Regions from separate parts of the Mus musculus genome. Here region 2 is linked to region 1. Evidence: chromatin loops called from intact Hi-C (ENCODE). Cell type or tissue: heart. All regions are shown on one strand. Links, peaks and the distances in the headings refer to the core of each region. The heading gives the core; the rest is flanking DNA.

Region 1 (10,929 bases), core at 1,466-9,465:
TATCCTGTTTCTCATGGTAAGATGCCGAGATTCAACCTATGCGTAAGTAGCTGACTGCTTATGTCATCATGATGTCTCCTACAGCTTTAATGTCCTGCCCCCATCCTTCCACCCCCATATTTTTATCTCAAGATTGAATTCTCTAACTCAATCTATCCCTTTAACTGAAGGCAATCCTTCTGCCTCAGTCTCCCAAGTGTTGGGATTACAAGTATGTGCCATCACTCTAGTAGTAGTAATATCTTTAAAACTTCTTGATACACTTGCTATTTTACTATAAACTATATTGTTTCATTATAAATTACTCCACATATTATGGAATTATTTTTATTTTTGAAATCATGTACCTACTTATTCCATTTTCAACTAATCAGAGACTTAAAAATATAAAATGAATGTAATTTGGTCTAAAAGGTTGAGAAATAATCTAACCAGTTCTCTTCTAGTAGCTCTGTATGCATTTATGACATCTACATTTTGTTACTTTATCAGTATCTTTGATATGCGCGCGCACACACACACACACACACACACACAAAACACTTCACATTCCTCTCTCCACGTATTTTCCTAAAACTCGACTTATTGAGTGCACAAAGGGACTGATCAAGGATTTTGAGGGTTTATTGACTTTGATTACTTTATTTACTCACTTTGTGTATATGTGTAGGCATGAATGTTCCATAGAGTATGTAACTCCCAACCACTGTGGGGGATCTGACACCTCTGCCTGGGCCTCCATGCCCACACTCACTATATCAATACACACATAATTAAAAACAACAAAAATAAATTCAAAATTCAGAAAAAAAAATTTTAAAAGAATATGACTAAATTGGTCAGCTGATAGTGGTGTGTGCCTTTAGTGCCAGAACTTGGAAGGCAGAGATGTGAATTTGAGGCCAGCCTTGTCTACAGAGTGAGTTCCAGGACAGTCAGGGTTACACAGAGAAACCTTGCCCAGAAAACACAAAAACAAAATAACAAAATATGTGGGTAAGTCAATAAAAATACTATAAGTGGGCTGGAGAGAAGGCTTAGAGGTTCAGAGCATATAGTCCTCTTAAAGTCTGGTTCCTACAACAGCCTGTGACATAAGTTTCATGGGGTCTTGACACTTTCTTCTGGCTTCCTCAGACACCTGCACACACATATACATACTTACATCCATACACACACTCGCGTGCGTGCGTGCGTGCACGCACACACACGAAACACACACAAACTATTAAAAACTAAATCTTTGGGGTTGGAGAAATAGCTCAGCAGTTAACAGCGGTGGCTGTTCTTCCAGAGAATCAGGGTCCGATTCCCAACATCCATACGGCAGCTCACACCATCTGTTACTCCCTCTTTTGGCCTCGAAAGGCATCCGTATGCATGTGCAGCAGACATATGAGAAGGCAAAACACTCATACACATAAAATAATAAAAATTTTAAAATGAAATAAAAATAAATCTTACAAGCAAAACTCCTATAAACAGGGTTAGACTGGCTCGGTGCTTGAGAGCGTTTGCCACTCTCACAGAAGACCTGGGTTCTGTTCCCAGGACCCACAAATCTATAACGCCAGTTTCAGGTGACCCCAAATCCTTTTACAGCCTTCACGGGTGCCTGCAAACATGTGATACAAATAAACTCACAGAGACAAACACACAGACACATAAGTAAATCTTTACAAAGCAAAAACATTATACACAAAGTCGAAAAAGCAAGCACATTGGAAGAAAGTATTTGCAAATTCATGGGAGAAAAAAAGTTGAAATTCTTCTTTAATTTTTAATCTTGATTTTTATGTGTACGAGTGTTCTGGTTACCTCAATGTTCATATAGCATGCACATGCAATACTTGTAGAATCCAAGAGGTGTCTGGTCCCCTGGGATTGGAGTTATAAATAATTGTGAGCCCTCATGTAGGTAATGGTGACTGGACTCAGGCTCTCTGGAAGAGCAGTCAGTGATCGTAACCACTGAGCCTCTCTCTAGCAACTGAAATTCTTATTCTATAAAGATATTCCTGAGGCCCCAAGTTTGAGTCACACCATCAAAGGGAGACATAAAACGGAAGAACCACGTGGTTGTTGTGGACCACACTTGTAAATCCTGGGGGAGACCTTCAAGACCTGCCTAAGCTACAGATCAAGTTCTATGCCAACCAGGGCTATACAATAAGACCCTGCCTCAAAAAAGCCAAACAGAACAAAACAAAGCCAGGAACAGTGAGTGGTGCGTTCCTAGAGTCCTAAGTACTGGGACGACGAGGCTGAGAGACTCATTTAAGAATCAGAACTTGGCGGAAAAAAAAAAAAAAATTCTGACCTTGAAACCAGCCTCAGCAGCAAAGTGAGAATTCACCTGGAGAATAAAAAATAAGTAAAACAGAGCTGGGAAGGGAAGGAGACAAAAGGAAGACAAAAATGGTCTTCAACAGGGGGACGACACTAATATGGAACTTCTCACTCCAGGTGAGAACACAGTTCCAAGCCTGAACCTTTGCAGCAATGACTGCGGCAAACAGGGCAGGGAGGAATGCACAACAGCACAGCTCATTTGGAGGGGAATTTAGGAAGAGAGAAATGAAACTACAAATCATTATTATTATTTGTGGGGTTTTTTTGCTTGTTTATTTCTTAGGCAGGATCTCAGTATGTAGGCCAGGCTTGACTGGAACTCATTATGTGGATCAGACTGGTCTTGAACTCACAAAGATCGCCTACCCTATGCCTCCTGAGTGCTGGGATTAAAGGAATGTGGCATGATGACAGGCCCTAACAATTGTTTTAAAGGGTGGGAATAGCAGGGAGGGAGTGGCCTTTAATCCTGGACTTGGGAGGCTGAGGCAGACATGTTACCAAGCAGAAGCCAGCCTGATCTACAGAGAGTTCCAGGACAGCTTCAGTTCCACAGAGAAACCTTGTCTTGAAAGACAAGAGGTGGGAATACTTTCAGTTTACACTTGGAACATTAGTCAGATGAAAATATAGAACTAGATGTGTCCAAGATTCTAACTTTCTGAATATACGGAGGGAAGATGCAGAGTGCCTCTGATACAACGACAGGAACCAAATCCTAACAACATACTTCTGGGTCTTACTAATGAACATCAACTTTATGACTGTGCGTGTGTGTATGTGTCTGTTGTGTGCACTGCCCAATTTTGTGATCTCTAATTTCTTTGAAATCCAATGATGGTACAAGCCTGAAATCCCAGCACTTGATGAATAAGTAGTTTAAGGTCATCCTTAGCTACAAAGCCAGTTCCAGGCCAGCCAGTCTACATGAGACCCTGGGCTCAAAATAAACACGTCTATTTCCTGATCAACCATATGGTGACTGGTTCACTCAGCTTGGCTTTTTTCTAAAGTGATGAAGCTGTGCCACATTCAGTAGGCAAACAACAGACCGGTCTTGCCTGACTTTACTTTTATGTGCTATTCCTAATTCCTTCAGGCATTATCAAAGGCGCTGCTTCCCTGATCAACCTCTACTTTAGGTGGCTATTTATTGTCACTTGAGACTTGTCCCACTGTACTTACTGCTAAAGGAACCCAAACGGTCCATCCTCTAGCTGACTGATGGCTGCTTGATCTCCCTTGATGTAGAGTTTCAAGACTTCAGACGTTGCCAAACAATCCCACGATCCCCTAAGAACAAAGAGAAGATGCACACAGATCAGAAACCAGTCCAAGGTATATTTTGGCAACCCGACACGGCAACTGTGTGGTTGCCAACCACAACACTCAGACCCCCCCCCTCGCTCACAGAATGTGAAGTGCAGCCTCCTTACAGAACCTGGAACTTGCTGGTATGGTGGTATTCACCTTTAATCCTAGTACCCAGGAAGCAAAAGAAAATAGGTCTCTGGTTCAAGACCAGCCTGGTCTACATGAAGAGTTCGGAGCCAGCTACATAGTGAGATCCTGTCTCAAAAAATAAATTGGATTTTATTACTGGAAACTAAGGAATCCTACCCAACATATGCGGATCAGTAACTTACTCCTTCAGACAGGAGGACTTCAATGTCATCCCTGGCTATCTTGGACTGCTTGAAACTCATGGTGGTGCACACCTTTGATCCCAGCACTCAGGAACCACAGACAGCCTACTCTACAGAGTGAGCTCTAGGACAGGCAGGCAGGGCAACATAGAGAGACCCTGTCTTAGAGGGGAAAAAGGAAAGAAAACCCAAGCCAAAACAAAGCAAATACCAATTTGGACAAATAAATGTTAGTTTTATAAAAGGCTAATTCAGCCGGGCAGTGGTGGCACATGCCTTTAATCCCAGCACTTGGGAGGCAGAGGCAAGTGGATTTCTGAGTTCAAGGCCAGCCTGGTCTACAGAGCTAGGACCACACAGAGAAACCCTGTCTCGGGCTGGAGAGATGGTTCAGTGGTTAAGAGCACTGACTGTTCTTCCGAAGGTCCTGAGTTCAAATCCCAGCAACCACATGGTGGCTCACAACCACCCATAATGAGATCTGACGCCCTCTCCTGGTGCATCTGAAGACAGCTACAGTGTACTCACATATAATAAAATAAAATAAATAAATCTTAAAAAAAAAAGAAACCCTGTCTCAGGGGGTGGGGGACAAACAAACAAACAAAACAAAAGGCTAATTCACCTTCATTTCTCCTGAAATAGATTTTTCTTTTTTTTTTTCCTTAAGATTTATTTATTTATTATCTGTAAGTACACTGTAGCTGCCTTCAGACACTCCAGAAGAGGGCGCTTGCTACGGATGGTCGTGAGCCACCACGTGGTTGCTGGGAATTGAACTCAGGACCTTCTGAAGAGCAGTCAGTGGTCTTAACCTCTGAGCCATCTCTCCAGCCCCCCCCCCTTTTGTTTTTAAAGATTTATTTATTTTATTTATATGAGTACATTGTAGCTGTCCTTAGACCCACCAGAAGGCATCAGATCCCATTACAGATGGCTGTGAGCCACCGTGTGGTTGCTGGGATTTGAACTCGGAACCTCTGGAAGCGCAGCCAGTGCTCTTAACCGCTGAGCCATCTCTCCAACCAAAATAGGTTTTTCACGTTGACATTTTTAGCTTGGGGACTGACATACAAAGTATATGCAATGCTTAGATAAGAAGGCTGAGGGTCAAACTTTAGGCTATTTTGGGTAGGGGTGAGTTTTTACTCTATTTCCAAGAAAAATGATCTTTGAAGAACGTTGTGGCTCAGTAGTTCAGTTGTAGGGTGTTTTAGCAAGGATGCTTTATATTCACACTCCAGCATCCATTGAGCAAACAAACCCAGTACTCCAGAGGTACAGACAGTACGATCAGTTCATGGAAACTCTTGGCTACATTAAGTTCAAGGTTAGCCCAAGATACATGAGGCTGACTAAAAAAAAAAATTAATTAAAAAAAAAATTAACAAAGGCATATGTCAGGTACTAAATGTAATCTTAGTACGGGGACTATATCTTGGAATCCTAACAATCTCCTGACATAGGCTGTTTTCCCCAAGAAAATGAAGCGCTAAAGATTGGGGTATTTGCACAATGTTTTTACAGCCTGGTGAACAGCAGGGCTCTATCAAGACCTTTACAGTGGCAAAGATTCTACAGTACGTTCTGACAAACACTTCACATTGCAAAGCACAATGCTGCAGAAAGCAAAATCCTCCTTCCTCTCCTTCCTTAGAAGACCACGCAGTGACACTAACATCCTTGAGAGATGGGCTACATTTAAATTAATTACAAGAGGGATCAGGGAAGGCATGGAGGGGCAGGATCCCATGAGCACAGGGGAGCCGCGGGCTTGGCAGTTGTGCAGTTAACATCCTTAGAGCTGCACGGTCTTGGGCAGGTCACTGTAGCCGGGCCTCGACCGCAAAACAGTGCTAAACACTGGGGCGCGGAGACCCACGTGGGGGTTCGGCGGGTCAGGTGGGCCGGGGCCGTGCTCCACCGCCCAGCCGGGAATACGGAGCTGCGGCACCGCCAGCCGCCGGGGGGAGGGGCTCGGGACTCGCCCGGCCGCGCCAACCTCCCCCGCCGCGTGGCCCCGCCGCGCCAGCCGGCACCTCGTGACCCCGCGTGCCCTCGCTCCCGCCGCTCGGCCCCGCGCCTCACCTCGCCACGTCCCGCACCTCGGCGCCGAAGAGCCCGCCGCTGCGCGCGCTGTGCAGACTCTGCGTGCGCGCCGCGGCCTGCGTGCGCGGCCTCGACTCACGTGCGCGGTCCCGTGCCGCGAGCACGCCGAGGCGGTCCCGCCTCCTCCAGTCTGGCAGCGGGCGGGTCCCGGTGGCGCCGCCCCGGGATGGGGAGCGTGGTACCTGGCTGCTAGTCGGTGGGCTCTGAAGTCTGACCTGCTGTCACTTTCTCCGTCGCCACAAGCGGCCCGGTGGCATGTGCTAAGGCGGCTTCCGCTGTTTCAGTCTAGATTTTTTTCTTAACAGTCCCATTCCAATTCTTTTGCAAGCAAAGAAACTGAGGCTGCCCAGGCTCTGGACTGGAGGATGACGAGCCCCGGGCGCATCATGCCACTCATGGATTACCCGGACTGAATGACTTGAGGGGTGAAGAGGGTCCTTTTTATTCTGATGCTTCTGGGACGTCGAAATTGCCTTCTCTGGAAAGACCCATCCCCTGCCTGGGCTTCAGAGGCCCACATGGAAACGCAGTGATGATGTGGTGGTCCACTCTGATGTCACTCTTGAGGGCTAGGTATGTCCCAACATCTCTTATTACTAATAGTATAGATTCTTATAAGAGCTTCCATTTGTGGAGTCCTTCAATACTGCATGCCAGGCATTGTACAAAGCGGGTTACACATAAGGGTTCGTCTAAAACAACTTTCTGAGGGAGGCACTGTTACTGTCCTCATGGTCCAGCATTGAAATATATAACTTAGGATCACAGTGCTACCAAGTGTTGGGGAAGAGCTCTATTCCAACCCATGGCTTGATCTTAACTATTATGCTGTATATCTATTTAAAAATCTGTTTCATAGATTTGCCCAATTTCTGTTGGAATTCATTTATACGATATCTGCCCGTGTGGCATCTTGATTTGTTTTTTGGTACACAGGTAATATAAGTCTATTGTTAAAATAAAAATAAAATCTGCAGCTGGGTGCAATTAGTGGCTCACATCTGTGATCTCAACACTTGGAGAGTGCAGGACAATTGCTTTGAGATTGAGATCAATCTGGGCTACAGAGTAAGAGATCTGTCTCAAAAAAAAAAAGAGTAGTAAAGAAAAAACATTAAAAATTCACATGTGAAAGTCATCCCCACCACGTTAAATAAACAGTTGATGCTATAGAGTACTTCACATTTACTGACTCTCCAAATCCATTCATTTCACAAAAGCACAACGAACAGCCACTTCCCTGGGTGCTGAGAATTTGGTAGTGAGCGAAGTATATGCTCTTGCACATAAGGTTTGTGTATTTTATATATAAGCAATAAAATATAAGTATGTTGCATATTAATATATAAGTAACAAATATTTTTAAATGCCTCATAATGTGGTTTTATGGGAAATAAATCAGGATCCAGATATAACAGTGATAGATTTTCTTTTAGTCAGGATAGGGAAGAAAGGCTTCCTAGCAGACATAACACACAAGAGGAAATCCAATTATTGAATGAGAAACAGAAGCTTCCAGATTTCTAGAGAGAACCATAGATGAGACTCAGCAGGTACGGTGGCCCTGGTGCGTGGCTTTGATAGGCATGGAGAAGAAGAAGCAAGAAGGTCAGAGTGGCTGGAGCAGATCCAAGTAAAGAGATTTGATGGAAAACAGCCTGGACCCAGGTCCCACATCACTTGGTAAACTTTGGTTGGATTTTTTTATTTCACTGGGATATGATAGAATTCCATGAAGGGTAGACATCAATGTATTTAAGAAAAGAATAGTGGCTCATGCCTGTAATGCCAGCACACAGGAGGTCAGCCTACGCAAAAAATTCCAGTTCAGTCCGGTGCATGTGACCCTGACTCAAAAAATGGATAAATTAAAATGTCCAATGTCTGGAAAAACCAAAAAAATAAAAAATAAAATGTCCAAGAGGGATGAAATTTAAATGGATTAAAATGTATCCAAAGGGATCCAACAAAGTATGATGTCATAAGCGTGAAAATCACACAAATAATGAAACCCATTACGTTAACTTAAAAATTAGCGCAAAAACTAAAAATGTCAGGGTGTGGTGGGATGTCTCTGTCAGTGAAGTGTTTGAATTTAAACCTCGGTGCCCTAGTCAAGGTGGTGCGTGCCTGTAGCCCCAGCACTGGGACGGAGACCAGAGGATCCCTGGGGCATGTTGGTCAGCCAGTCTAGCTGAATCAATGAGCTTCAGGTTCCTTGAGAGAGAACTCTCTCAGAAAAATAGAATGAAGGGGTTGGGAGATGCCGCAGTCAATGGAGTACATGTCGACCTGAGTTCAGATCACTAGCACCACTATTCCACTCGGTACCAATCCCACACTGGGGAGAGGTGAGACAGGCACATACCTGGAGCTCATTGGCCAGCCAGCCTAGCCAAAGCAATGACGTCCAGGAGAAGCCCTGCCTCAAAACACAAGGTGGAGAGCACGTGAGGAAGGCAGCCAACATCAACCTCTGCCCTCCATATGTAAAGGCATATATGGTTAACTATATACATATATGCATGCATGCGAGCACACACACACACACACACACACACACACACACACACACACACACACACCCAGTGAAAAGGAAGGATGACACTGTTAGAGGCAGTGCCTTCCTCGGTTTCTTCCCTTAGCAGTGTAGTGTTGGTAGCATGGCAGGACCATCGGAAGAGAAGGGTAGAGATCACAGACGACGGACTTTAGAAGCCAGGTTTTGTTTGGGAATCTGTGTTTTGCGTACTAACTGGAAATCACAATAGGACTCTGCTGCTCAGTGGAGAGCTCAGGGCTCAAATTGTGTAACGAGTATAATTGTTTCTTTGTGTTTTCCCCAGCTTGAGAACAGACCGCCCTTTCTCTTTGTAACCTCAGCACCCAGAAAGGTAGGACCAGCAGATACTGGTGAAATGAATAAAGACAAAGGTATGGCCACAGAGAGTGGAACACACCTTGAATCCTGGCACTCAGGAGTCAGTGGCAAGAGTCATTGTCGCAAGCTGAGGCCAGTTTGGTCTGTAGCACAGCTTGCAGGCCAGTCAAGGATTACATAGGGAGTTTCTGTCTCAAAACACAGAAACGAAAAAGGCAAAAGACATAGATAGAGTGACTGGTGGGGGAGTGGGTATGTGTGAGATGGAAAAAGAAGTCCTAGGGACTGGAGACATGGCTCAGTGTTTAAGAGCACTGGCTGTTCTTATAAGAGGACCTAGGTTCACCAGATGGTAGCTCACAACTACCTGCAACTCCAGTTTCGAGGGAACCAGTGCCTTCTGACCCCCATGGGCACCAGGCTTGCAAGTGATACACATACATGCAGGCAAAGCACTTATACACATCAAATAAATGGAAAAAAAACCTTTTTGTTGTTTTTGTTTTCTATAGTACTTACAAGAAGAATGACCATAATTCCTGAGTTAACCCAGCAGTTCCTGGTTTATTTCTGTCATTGTTTCCTAAGTATTAATATGGCCTTGATTCACTAAGCTGTGTCTCCCTTTGTACAATAAATCTATATATCATTCCTTGTACAAGGAAGGCCCTTCAAGATCTATCTTGTTTTTACTTTTTTGGGGTGTGTGTGCTGTGATTTGTTGCTTTGGATCTAATACAAAGCAAGAGCTCTGTCCCTGAACTACATATAACCTGTGACTGACTTCTCTGTCCATCACCTCGTAGTCTATTCCCCAGCCTCACAGAAAAACCTCCCAGTCTCATACCAATCTCCCTTACCTCCTGGCTTCCTTGCCAAGTGAGGGCTTTTCTTCACCCTGGGCCTCACTTCTCCAGAACCCTTCTCGTGACCCTTCAAAACTCTGAGAGTCCAGCATACCCTATAGTTAACTTCAGAACAAGATGTGCCTTGTTTCCCCACTCACCATCTCTATAGTCAAATCTAGAAAACAAAGATACAGAATAATTGTACATACTTACTGCTTTTTCTTTGGTTTGGTTTGGTTTGGTATTTTCTAATTTTATTTATTTTTATTTTTTATTTTTTTGGTTTTTTGAGACAGGGTTTCTCTGTGTAGCCCTGGCTGTCCTGGAACTCACTCTGTAGACCAGGCTGGCCTCGAACTCAGAAATCCGCCTGCCTCTGCCTCCCAAGTGCTGGGATTAAAGGCGTGTGCCACCACTTCCCGGCTGGTTTAGTTTTTTAAGACAGGGTTTCTCTGTGTAACAGTCCTAGCTGTCCTTGAACTCACTTCATAAACCAGGCTAGCCTGAACTCAGAGAGATCTGCCTGCCTCTGCCTCCTGAGTGCTGGGACTAGAGGTGTGTGCTACCATGTCTGGCTTTTTTTATTTCATGTGCATTAATGTTTTGTCTGCATGTTTGTCTCTGGGAGGATGCTGGATCTCTTGGAACTTGAGATACAGACAATTGTGAGCTACCACATGGGTGCTGGAAATTGAACCCGGGTCCGCTGCTGAGCTGTTTCCCTAACCCCTGACCTCTGTTTTTTCTTTAAATTTTAAAAAATATTTTATTTACTTATCATATATAACTACACTGTAGCTGTCTTCAGACATACCAGAAGAAGGCATCAGATCTCATTACAGATGGTTGTGAGCCACCATGTGGTTGCTGGGATTTGAAATCGAGACCTCTGTCTCACTAGAAGAAAGGAAGACTATGTAGACATAACAGTGTATTATTTTCACTGGAAGGAAGCTCAGAACATGCACTTTGGACTCTAACAACATCTCCATGGATGAGAAGGAGTCAAGGAAATATTTTGTTCCTAATAAAGCTTTGGCATACCCAGTCTGTTATTACCCTAAATATTTGACTCTTCTTCATTTGACTGACT
Region 2 (10,929 bases), core at 1,383-9,382, 61 kb before region 1:
CCAGCAGCAAGCTTGACTCTCCCCCAAAGGGATTTACCACATACCTGAAGGGTGTGTACGTACGTGTGGAATTTATACCAACTTAGGAGTGCTGACAAGGGCTGGAGAGATGGCTCAGCAGTTAAGAGGACCAAGTGCTCTTCCAGAGGTCCTAAGTTCAATTCCCAGCAACCACATGGTGACTCACAACCATCTGTAATAAGGTCTGATGCCCTCTTCTGGTGTGTCTGAAGACAGCTACAGTGTACTCATGTACATAAAATAAATAAATAAATCTAAAAAAAAAAAGAGTGCTGACAAAATAATTTCCATTTTTCTGTCTTAAGTTTTAGAAATTGTTTTATGTTGGGGGGGGGGGGTTGCCTACACCTTTGTGCATGTGTCTGGTATGTATATACCTGGTATGTGAGGAGGCCAGAAGAGGGCATCATATTACCTGGAACTTGGGTTACAGACTGCTGTGAGAACACACACACAGTATCGCAAACAGTAATAAAATAAATAGGTTGGAAAAATAAATAAGTAAATAAATAGGTTGGCAGAAACATTTCAGTAAAGGATGAATACTTTATAGAGCTTTTTGTTTTCTGGAACAGGGTCTCCTGATCCCTGGCTGGCCTTACATTTGCTGTTTAGCAGAGGAACTTTTAATCCTCCATCCTCTGCCATCCAAGTGCCAGAAATACAGGAGCGGGCCTCCACAGCTGACTGAACTCTTCATAAAAAAAAAATAAAAAAAAATAAAAAGCTTCAATGATATAATCTCAAAAAACAACAACCGCCATAGGCCATCCATCTGGGACTTGACTAGGCATGGATTTCAAAAGTGCCTTCTCCTCCAGAGACTACAGGATGGAAGGAGGAGTTAACAGCTGACAAACAGGGCAGGAAGTGCTCTCTGGTCAGTCACCACTGACGCACCCAGATGAGCTGAGCCAGCCTCACTAACAAGTCACTGACAAGTGGCTGGCAGCAGCTGCCAAGTCAAGAGGTTATCAAAACACACCAATGGGCTCTCTCTTCTGACAATACTTTTTAATCCTATTCTCAGGGCTATCTTTTCCTGAAAGCCAGATCTGAAACAAACAAAAAAAATTTTACAAGCAAAAAAAAAAAAAAAAAAAATTAGTGGGGGCTGGAAAGATGGCTCAGCTGTTAGGGGCATTGAATTCTCTTCCAAGGGAGCCGGATTCAAATCCCTTCACCCACGTGGCAGCTCACAAGTGTTTGTAACTCCAAGATCACATAGACATGTGTGCAGGCAAAACACGACGAATGCACATAAAACAAAGGTAGATAAATTTTAAAAGGTATTTGTGGCCTATGTAAGTAAAAACTGAAAGCAAAGTACTATAGCATTTTCTAAGCTGCCTTCCAGAAGGAATAGAAAGGACCCATGGCTCCCACGGCTCTGAACTTACTCTTTCATCACCCTCTGGCTGTGAGGAAGGGTCTCCTGGGAGGCCTCAGAACCTATGCTCTCTGGACAGAGAGAATATGTAACAGGGTGGAATTTAGTCAATGTCTCTCGATGACTTCATCTCTCTCCTTCCTCACCCCCCCCCCCCACACACATCCCTAACTTTAAACCCAGCCAGCAAACCCAAATACAAAAGCCTAACAAAGAGTGTGCTGGGAATGAGTGTATGGGATAGCCTCTAAATTGCCACTCCTTTTATTTTCATGAAGAGTGAGAGGAAGGCTTCCGTTGACATCTCTATGTCATCTATTCCTGTAGCACAGGTGCTGTTGTACAGCTGTGTTATGTGCCTCTTAGGAACTTGCACACACAAGTGTGTCCGTCCTTCCTTGTCCTTAGAGTTCTTTACCAAGGCTGGGTGTGAGTTCACACCCGCCTCACATATTTGAGTTCAACCTTCAGGGCTGGGCACAAAGCAAGCATTCACCAGATTAGGAGTCACTCAAGGCCTTTAAAGACTTCTATTTTTAGAACCTCATTTTGCATAGGTAAATTTTCTGTAACTATAAACTGTCAAATCATATCAATAAAGAGTCTGTTGAGTAGTTTTCAACTAAGTACAGTGGGAAAACTGTTTCTGGTTTATGTCAACCCAAACCATAGAACTTTTTGTCTTGTTTTGTTTTGTCAAGACAGGTTGCATAGCCCTCTTGCTGCCCTGGACCTTGCTCTGTACACCAGTCTGGTCTCAAACTCAGATCTGCCTGCCTCTGCCTCCAGGGTGAGATCAAAGGCATGCACCAGCCACCACAGCCTGGCCTGTTTTGGTTTCTTCGGGACAGAAACTGTGTATTTTCTGGCTGTCCTGGAACAATTCTATAGACCAAGTTGGCCTCTGCCTCCCAATTGTTGGGATTAAAGGTATGAGACCCACCTGAGAATCACAAAACTTAGCGGGAGTAAAGAGAAACACATTAGAGGGGGCTGGAGAGATGGGTCAGTAGTTAAGAACACTAGCTGCTCTATTAGAGGACCCTGGTTCAATTCCCAGCAGCCACCTGGTGGCTTACAACTGTCTGTAACTTCTGTTCCAGAGGGGATCCAATGCCTTCTGCCCTTTGCAGGCATGTAGTGTACAAACATACATGCAGATAGAACAACCACTCACAGACATGCTGGTGCATTATACAACAGGAACCAAACTAACCCCCAGCCCCATGACACGTAGCCACTTAACTATCCAAGCCTGCTGTGGTTAAACAGCAAACACACTTAGTGACCTAAGACTTCAAAGTGGACACCACTGCAGGAATGTAAATTGAGACACTCTCTTTTGAAAAAGAGCATCACTCCTAACCCAGGACTATTCATAATTGCCCAAGGCTACAAACAACTCAAAATGTTCACCAACATATGACATTGACAGGTAATGTTTACCCCAAAATGAACCAACTACAGTCTCAGACAACATACAGACGAATCTTCAAAAATCATAGTGCTGGGCTGGTGAGATGGCTCAGTGGGTAAGAGCACCCGACTGCTCTTCCGAAGGTCAGGAGTTCAAATCCCAGCAACCACATGGTGGCTCACAACCATCCGTAACAAGATCTGACTCCCTCTTCTGGAGTGTCTGAGGACAGCTACAGTGTACTTGCATATAATCAATAAATAAATCTTTAAAAAAAAAAAAAAATCATAGTGCAGGGGCTGGAGAGATGGCTCAGTGGTTAAGAACACTGGCTGCTATTTCAGAGGACCTAGCTAGGTTCAATTCCCAGCCTCCACATGGCAGCTTAAACTATCTTTAACTCTAGACTTCCCTAAGAAGACTGACACCTTCTTCTGGCCCCTCTGGGCACCAAGCACAAATATAGTACACAGACAAACCTGCAGCTGAAAACTCCACACACATAAAAAATATGAATTAAAAATTCAAACACTACAGTGCATTAATTTACACAATTATCTATATGTTCACTATATATATATATAAAATATATATTACACATAACACACACATATATCTATATATATCTATATATATAGTTATTGCAAGTGAAAAGAAAAACCTAAGCCTGGTGTTGTAGCAAATGCCTATAATCCCAGCAGCTGGGAGGCAGAGGCAGGCAGATCTCAGTGAGTTTGAGGTCATCCTGGTCTACAGAGCAAGTTTCAGGACAGCTAGGGATACACTAGAGACCCCATCGCAAACAAACAAGACCTAAAAAAAATGTTGCATAAAGGTGAAAGGGGCATGAACAGCTGTGCTGTTTAGGTTTATGCTTAGAGGTAAAAACCATAGGCAAAGGAGATTATTTCCATTATAGTCAGTACAGTAATCAGCTGTCCTGAAAAAGTAGTGGGGGGTTAGGGGGGAGGGGAAAATGCAGTAGGAGTCTGCTTCTTGGCTGTGGTTACCCTTACATCTTTCTCTAAAGTAACTGATCAAGTTACCCATTCAGTTTATTCCTTCATCGAGTACCAAAAAACAGGCTCCGATCCCAGGAAAAGAGCACTCCTCTCACTATTACTAGGTGTCTAAGGTCGTGTCTAAGGTCGTGTCTAAGGTCGTGACCCTCATTTGCTTTCTTACCTCAGCACCCAGCCCGGTGCCTTTAGAACAGCAAAACTCCTTAGTAAATGTTTGCTATGCAAAGTCATGCCCTGCTGACATGAACTTGTCAGATGAACCCTTTTCCTGCCATTGACTCCAGCTGAGCTGCGGCACCCTCCTCCATTAACGCTTTCCTTTCTGTTGTGTCACCCCAGGGAAGCGATCATAAATAATGAAGCTACCACCTTAAATGCGAGCCCTGTAAGTTTATACCCAGGCCATCGGTTGCTTTAGCAACTCTTCTGCCTTCCACTCCCTCTTGTGTCTTCTCTGTGCAAAGACAATCCGCTGCTGTTGGTCGTGCGTGCCTGTCGTGTTTGTGTATTAATAGGGAAGTTTCCATTCTGCACCTGGGAGTAAAACCAAGCATCACAACGACCCAGCTCCTTTCAAGTTGTTTGTGAGATCCTTCTGCCTGTTGCTCAGAGAGATAGTAAGGTGCTGGCAGAGTTAACATGATTTTACCTAAAAAGCATGCTACCTGTTCTAGACAGAAACCAAATTGCTATAAACCGGATCCACTCTAAAATGATTTTGTTAGCAAGTCACTTATGCAAATACACATCTTATTAAAACGCTGGGAAGAGTCTACAAGATACAAGCCAACAGAAAGACACACAGACAGCCATTCTTTTGAAGATTAAAGGAAGACAATGACCTGATCTATAAAGTCCTAATTTTTCAGATGGAATGAGCCAAGCCTTTTTTTGTGATGCTGGGAAAATATTTTTAATCCATCTTGTTAAAAAAAGGAAAAGAAATTCCTCATGCAAAGGTATACATCTAATTCAAAGATTTCTCTTAACCCTAATTTCAATCCCAAAGTCTTGAAGGATTTCCCCGATTTAGAAGCTCCAGCAGTAAATCTGTGTGCAGCTCTATTAAGGGATCTCACAGAATGCATACCTGCAGTCAGCCAGTATCAAAGGTTTCCTTCCGAGAGGAGGACTAAGCTCAGCGGCGCGGCGCTCTCGAAAAGGATGCTGAGAAGACTCGAATGAAGCCAACTGTCTCCCGTTTTATGGGGGAAAGCCAAAAATACCAAGCAGCTATTCTCCTCCCCCAAGCGTCAGTAGGTGAGTCAGAGCTGGAGGCAGGAGTGGGGCCCATGTGTCAAGCCGCCTGTGCAGGGCTCCTTCCTCCCTCCTCCCGGGAACTCTCGGCCCTCGTCTGACCTCATGGGAATTCTTAAGGTGTCTCCAGCAAGGAAGAAGTGGTGCCTCACTCTGGGGGTGCCTCACTCCTCTGTTTCTCAAGGAAACCGAGACTAAATGCCCTTTATGAGTCCACAAAAGACAACAGCAAATTGCAGCCCTAAACACAACTTTGCAAAGAATACATACAACACCCAAAGAGTTGCATCTTGTTGGAGGGACCCGGCTTTGTAGCTGAGGCCTGCGGCTGCAGACCACTGTCCCTTGGCCTCTCTGACCTTTCATTGTCCTCAGGGAGGATGTTCTGGTATCCCATTAAACTTCAAAGTTGGTACTTTTTGGAGCAAGAACTGCAGGAAACTGCGTTAAAACTCTTGGTCCACATTTCATTAAAGTCAGTTAAGAATCCGAATCCTTGCCTCCGTTTTTTACATCTACAAATCGGGAAAGCACAGCTCTCCACCTACCTCTTAGAAACTTCACTGAAAACTACCCAGAGAACGTAAACCAAATGCCGTGGGGCTCTCCTGAGTGGAAAGTATGAGGTATTGTTTTTAGTATTATTAGACCGGGAGACTACTGGTAAAACACCCCGCCTTCTCTTGCCTCTAAGATGCCCAGTTACCATAACATTAGCCGATGCCACTGGCAACATCCACTTCAATAGAAGGTAGTTATACAATCCTAAGGCGGCTACACCACTCGGCTCCCTTCCCTACCCCAAGCCCAGTACAATTCAACTTCGCTCCAGAGCAAGGATACTTAGGAGAAATAAGAGTCAGATGTGAGCATGGTGCACACCAATCTAACACCGAGGAGAGACGCTCAAGTTGAGTTCTTGGCATAGCAGAAAGCCAAGTGTTTCCAGGGGGTGGCGGGGCCGGTCGCGGGGTGCATGCTGACGCCTGCCGGCTTGGGTTCGGGGATCCCAGCCTCTCCCGCCCCGCGCCCCGAGGTCGCCGAGCACCCGCACAAAGTTTGCAGAGCCGAGGGTCGCATGCGCCCGGGCCCCTCTGGCTCTCCCCCGCACCCCGTACCGAGTGTGCCGGTGGCGGCAGCGGCGGCTCTCGGGTCCGTGCTGCTGCGAGGCTCGCGGCTTCTGCCCGCCGGCCTCGCGCGCCTCCCGCTCCCTGCGCGCTGCCGCCCTCTTCCGAGCGCGGGCCCGCAGCGGGGACGAGCGTGGGTTCCGGGCGCCGCGCGTGCGCGCTGCGGCGCGGGCAGGTCCTCCTGGCCCCGGTTCCTACTCACCTGGACTTACTCGCAGACCCCTGCTCCTTGAAGCCGCGTTGTCCTCCGGCCCAGCTTCTGAGCTGGCGTTCGAAGAATCTGTCCAAATGCAGAGAGGCAACTGCGGGAAGAGACAGAATAAAAGGTGTGAGCGCCGCAGCCAGTGACTAATCACCGCCTCTCAGCCACCCCCTCCTCCTCCCCCGGGCGAGACAGCCCCAGGTGCGGACCCAAGGGGGAAGGCAAAGCCACTCTTTTTTGCTTGTTTGTTGAGGCAAGGTCTCACTATGTAGACCAGGTTGGCCTGGAACTCACAGAGACTCGCCTGCCTCTGCCTTTATCTCCCTAAAGCTGGGATTAAAGGTATAAACCACCACGCCCTAATTCTTCCGTCAACTGCTGGGTGGATTTTGATTGACAGGTGAGGGAAGTAACTGGGGAAACTCCAAAGGAGTTAAAGACCCCTAAACCTCTGATGCATTGACAGTACCCACACTCCTAGGTACAACGAGGCTGACTTGTGGAACCCTTGAAATTTCTTTGCTCTCAACTAGCTCTCTCGCTCTCTCCCTCTCTCTTTCCTCTCTTTCTGTCCTCTTTAGGTTTTCTCACCTGAAATGAATGGATGCAAACTGACTTTAGCGCCACCCTACTCTTCTCTTCGCAAAACTGAGGGGCGATACAGGGGCGGTAGGAACGACTTCCTCCAGCCTCTGCAGTGAGTCAGACTCCAGGAGTCCTGACTTGGCGCTCGGTTGGTCCTGTGCTCACCCAAGCAATGCCCTCGCTGTAGCAAATCGCTGACATCAGAACTGCTGAAGTCAAACTAGTATTCTTGGATTTGGGGGAGGGGACAGAGGAGGAGCACGCCGCACTTAGGGCTTACTTAACAGTTTCTAGCATCTTCAAGTAAAACCTGGAGGTTTTTGTTTTACTTTCTTTCTTTTTTTAATCTCCATTGGCCAACTGGATTCAGTCTTTTTGTGGGTGCTGCAATATCTAGAAGTTTTTGTCTGTTTCCCAGACGAAAATATAACAGCAGAGGCATTTTAGTGATAATACAGGGAAAGCTAAAATGGCCTAGACTGAAGAGATTTGATGCCATTAAAAAGCATGAGAGCTTTAAAATTAGGCAAAATTAACCATTTCATGAAGAACACAAGGAGACTAAGATTAGGTTAAAGCACCGAGTTCAAACTGCATGGGAATATATCTTTCTGGTACTATTATCATTCCGGCAGTTTATTTCATGACCTGCTTTTGACATCCCTAATGTAAAAATAGCAAAATCTCTACTGGAAGTGATTGAATGCTGTTTGTATTTCTGCATGTCCCTCTACAGTGCTTCTCTCTCACACACACACACACACACACCCGTGCTGCCACCCTTTAACGCAGTGACCACCCCCAACCATATTGTTATTGTTGTTGCTACTTCCTAAGTATAATTTTGCTACTGTTTTGAACCATAACGTAAATGTCTGACATGAAGGATAGCTGATGTGGGACCCGTATGAAAGGGTCTTGGCCCACAAGCTGAGAACCTACAGTCCTGTACTCACTTCATGACTTGGTGGCAGTCACACTCCTCCTTAAATTCCATCCAGTTTTGTTTTTTGGGATCATTTTTGCTTACATTATTACTTGCACATGAGTAAGTTCTGGGTGGGGACAAGGAGCAGGACAGCTTTTGTAGACTATGCGATATAAGCCTTCCAGGAAAAGTCACACCCTAATTTAAGAGGGAGAGGCAAGCTCATGCAAAGAGACCCTTCTCTGTGTAGTTTATGCTAATGATCTAGAGTTAAGTAGAAAGGATGGCTGAAATATCTTCTCTGTAGATCTTTGCAGGGGCCCCAAGAGCCTTTGCTGGCTTCTAAGCCCTTGATATGCAGCCTGTGTGACCAAGGAACCATTTTTTTCTTTCTTTCTTTTTTAAAAAAGATTTATTTATTTTATGTATATGAGTAGTACACTGTAGCTGTACAGATGGTTGTGAGCCATCATGTAGTTGGCTGGGAATTGAACTCAGGACCTCTGCTCACTCTGGCCCCACTTGCTCTGGCCCAAAGATTTCTTTATTATTACATGTAAGTACACTGTAGCTGTCTTCAGGCACACCAGAAGAGGGAATTAGATCTCATTACAGATGGTTGTGAGCCACCATGTGGTTTCTGGGATTTGAACTCAGGACCTTCAGAAGAGCAGTCAGTGCTCATAACCACTGAGCCATCTCTCCAGCCCGGAACTCATTTTCTAATGTTAGTCCTTTTTAGTTGATTCAAATGTATTTGTTTATAGTAGCAGTGATTGAACCTAAGGTCCTTGTGCATGGCCAGCATGCGCTGTACCAACTGAACCATATCCCCCAACTTGGTAACTCCAAATGTATTCATTTAATTTGTGTGAGTGTTTTGTCTACATGTATGTCTGTCACCATGTGGGTGCCCAGTGCCCACAGAGGGCCTAGAAGAGAGCAAGAGAGCAGCCAACCCCTAAAACTGTAGTTACAGGTGTTTATGAGGTGCCATATGGGTGCTGAGTATTGAACCTAGGACTTCTTGAACAATGCTCTTAAATGCTTTCTCAACAGCTCCAAAAGAGGAACTACTCCCCCCCCCCCCCGCCCCAGGGTTTTATTGTGTAGCCCTGGCTAGACCCTAGCTACCTGTCTCTGCCTTCTCAGTGCCAGGATTTATGGCCTGTGCCACAAAGCCTGGGTCACTTCAGATTTAAATAGTTACATGTAGCTAATGGATTGGCACTTTCTAGACTATAAATATGTGTTTATGGATGTCAATTACTTTAGTAGCCCTCAGTTACAAAAGTACAGGTTGTAGGTGCCCAGCCAAGGTTTGGGTCCTCCTGGCCACAACCACTTAATTGGTACTTTGGCCCAGTGCAGTATCTTCAGAGGGAGACCTGGGTAGCCACAGAGAGCAGAGGCTGAAGACTTCTACTCTGATTCTACTCTGTTATCTTCCTCCCCCAGAATATCCTCAGTTGCTTGGGCAGTGACTGCTCTGTGTCTTTACATTGACGTCCATGTGTCTCCTAGGAAGAATGTTTGCAGGGCTGGAGAAATGGCTCAGCAGTTAAGAACACATAGTGCTCTGCCGAAGGGAGCCTCCTAGTTTGGTTGTGGCATCCACCTTGGGTGGCTTACAACTGCCTACAATTCCAGCTACATAGGAGTCAATGCCCTCTTCTAGTGCCCTCTCCTGACCTTCTCAGGCACACACACACACTTTTTAATTAAGAAAGAATGCTTGCATATTTATGTCCCAGCTTCTGGTTGACAAATTGGCCCAGCTTTTCCTTTTTTTTTTTTTTTTTTTTTTTCCTTCGAGACAGGGTTTCTCTGTGTAGCCCTGGCTGTCCTGGAACTCACTTTGTAAACCAGGCTGGCCTCGAACTCAGAAATCTGCCTGCCTCTGCCTCCCGAGTGCTGGGATTAAAGGCATGCACCACCACGCCCGGCTTTTTTTTTTTTTTTTTTAACCAGTGATCTTATATGATTTGCTGATTTGCTCAACTTGATCTTTGCCAACCCAGTCACGCTTCAGACTTGAAAAGTGAAGAATCTGGTCCAGGGTTATGTATTGTTACTAAACAAGAACCAAGAGAACTAGGGGCGGCAGCAGAGGCTGGCAGTCTTAGAGGGAGGGGCAGGAGAATCAAGAGCTCAAGGCCAGCCTCAGCACTGCAAGTTTGAGGCTCCAACAGAACACCTCAAAAGGAACAATAGTGAACAGCGATTACTGTGCAAATCTTTCCAATATACCAAATAAAGAAAACACTTGCCAAAAGCCAATAGAGCACAATTTCCCTCCTTGTAATTTGTGGTAGTAACTCTTTATTTAAGCACCAGTGCTGGGGTGGAGGGATGGATCAATGGCTAAGAGCACATGCTGTTCTTGCAGAGGACTCTGGTTCAGTTCCCAGAACCCACAGGATGGGTCACACCCATCCATAATTCCAGTTCCAGATCTGATTTCCTCTTCTGCCCTTCCCTGGCACCAGGCACACAGTGCACATACATGCATGCATGTATGCATGTAAAACATTTATTCATACAGAATAATAAAATAAATAAACCTACATTTGTAAATTATGTTTAAAAAGAGGAATGAAAAACTAAGGTAATTGCCCCAAAGGACAGTCAACTACAGTGGTGACAATTCCAGAGATGGTAAGAGACGTCTTTTCTTTTCTTTTCTTTTCTTTTCTTTTCTTTTCTTTTCTTTTCTTGGGTTGGGAGGGCTCACTATGTACCCCCGGCTGTCCTGGAACTTGCCATGTAGACCAGGCTGTCCTTCGGTCTGCCTCTGCCTCCCTAGTCCTGGGGAGTAAAGGAGTGCATCACCACACCCCACAGGAGACACCCCTTTAAAGACATCTAAGATAATTCATGATGCTTTACATAATTTCCTAAAACACCAGAAGAGGAAAAACCTGGTCCTGCTGAAGAGAAACAAACGTACACGTCAGCTCTGAAGTCTGGAGACTCCCCT

What was found. Hi-C counts contacts between places; a loop is a spot of excess contacts. Peaks named below come from ENCODE experiments on the same cell type or tissue, not always from the same donor. Only the 100,000 strongest peaks of a DNase experiment are listed, where the experiment ranks them.
Region 2: a loop joins it to region 1, with 10 times the contacts of the local background. A loop is called at or near these places in 11 of 42 quality-filtered maps.

What each region holds. Positions count from the first base shown.
Region 1 is chr11:84,123,451-84,134,379 of GRCm38, forward strand. It overlaps Tada2a (transcriptional adaptor 2A), which reads right to left and starts at 6,118. Exons shown (of 16, transcript NM_172562.3): 1 at 6,087-6,118; 2 at 3,538-3,645. The coding sequence starts at 3,562. It also overlaps a transcript of Acaca not described here. In heart, for the core only: a CTCF peak has its summit at 4,706 (motif pointing right); a DNase peak (open chromatin) is centred at 5,991; H3K4me3 peaks cover 1,832 bases; H3K27ac peaks cover 1,256 bases.
Region 2 is chr11:84,062,045-84,072,973 of GRCm38, forward strand. It overlaps Dusp14 (dual specificity phosphatase 14), which reads right to left and starts at 6,313. Exons shown (of 3, transcript NM_019819.3): 1 at 6,226-6,313. In heart, for the core only: a CTCF peak has its summit at 4,292; DNase peaks (open chromatin) are centred at 5,117 and 6,267; H3K4me3 peaks cover 2,406 bases; H3K27ac peaks cover 1,125 bases; H3K27me3 peaks cover 2,863 bases.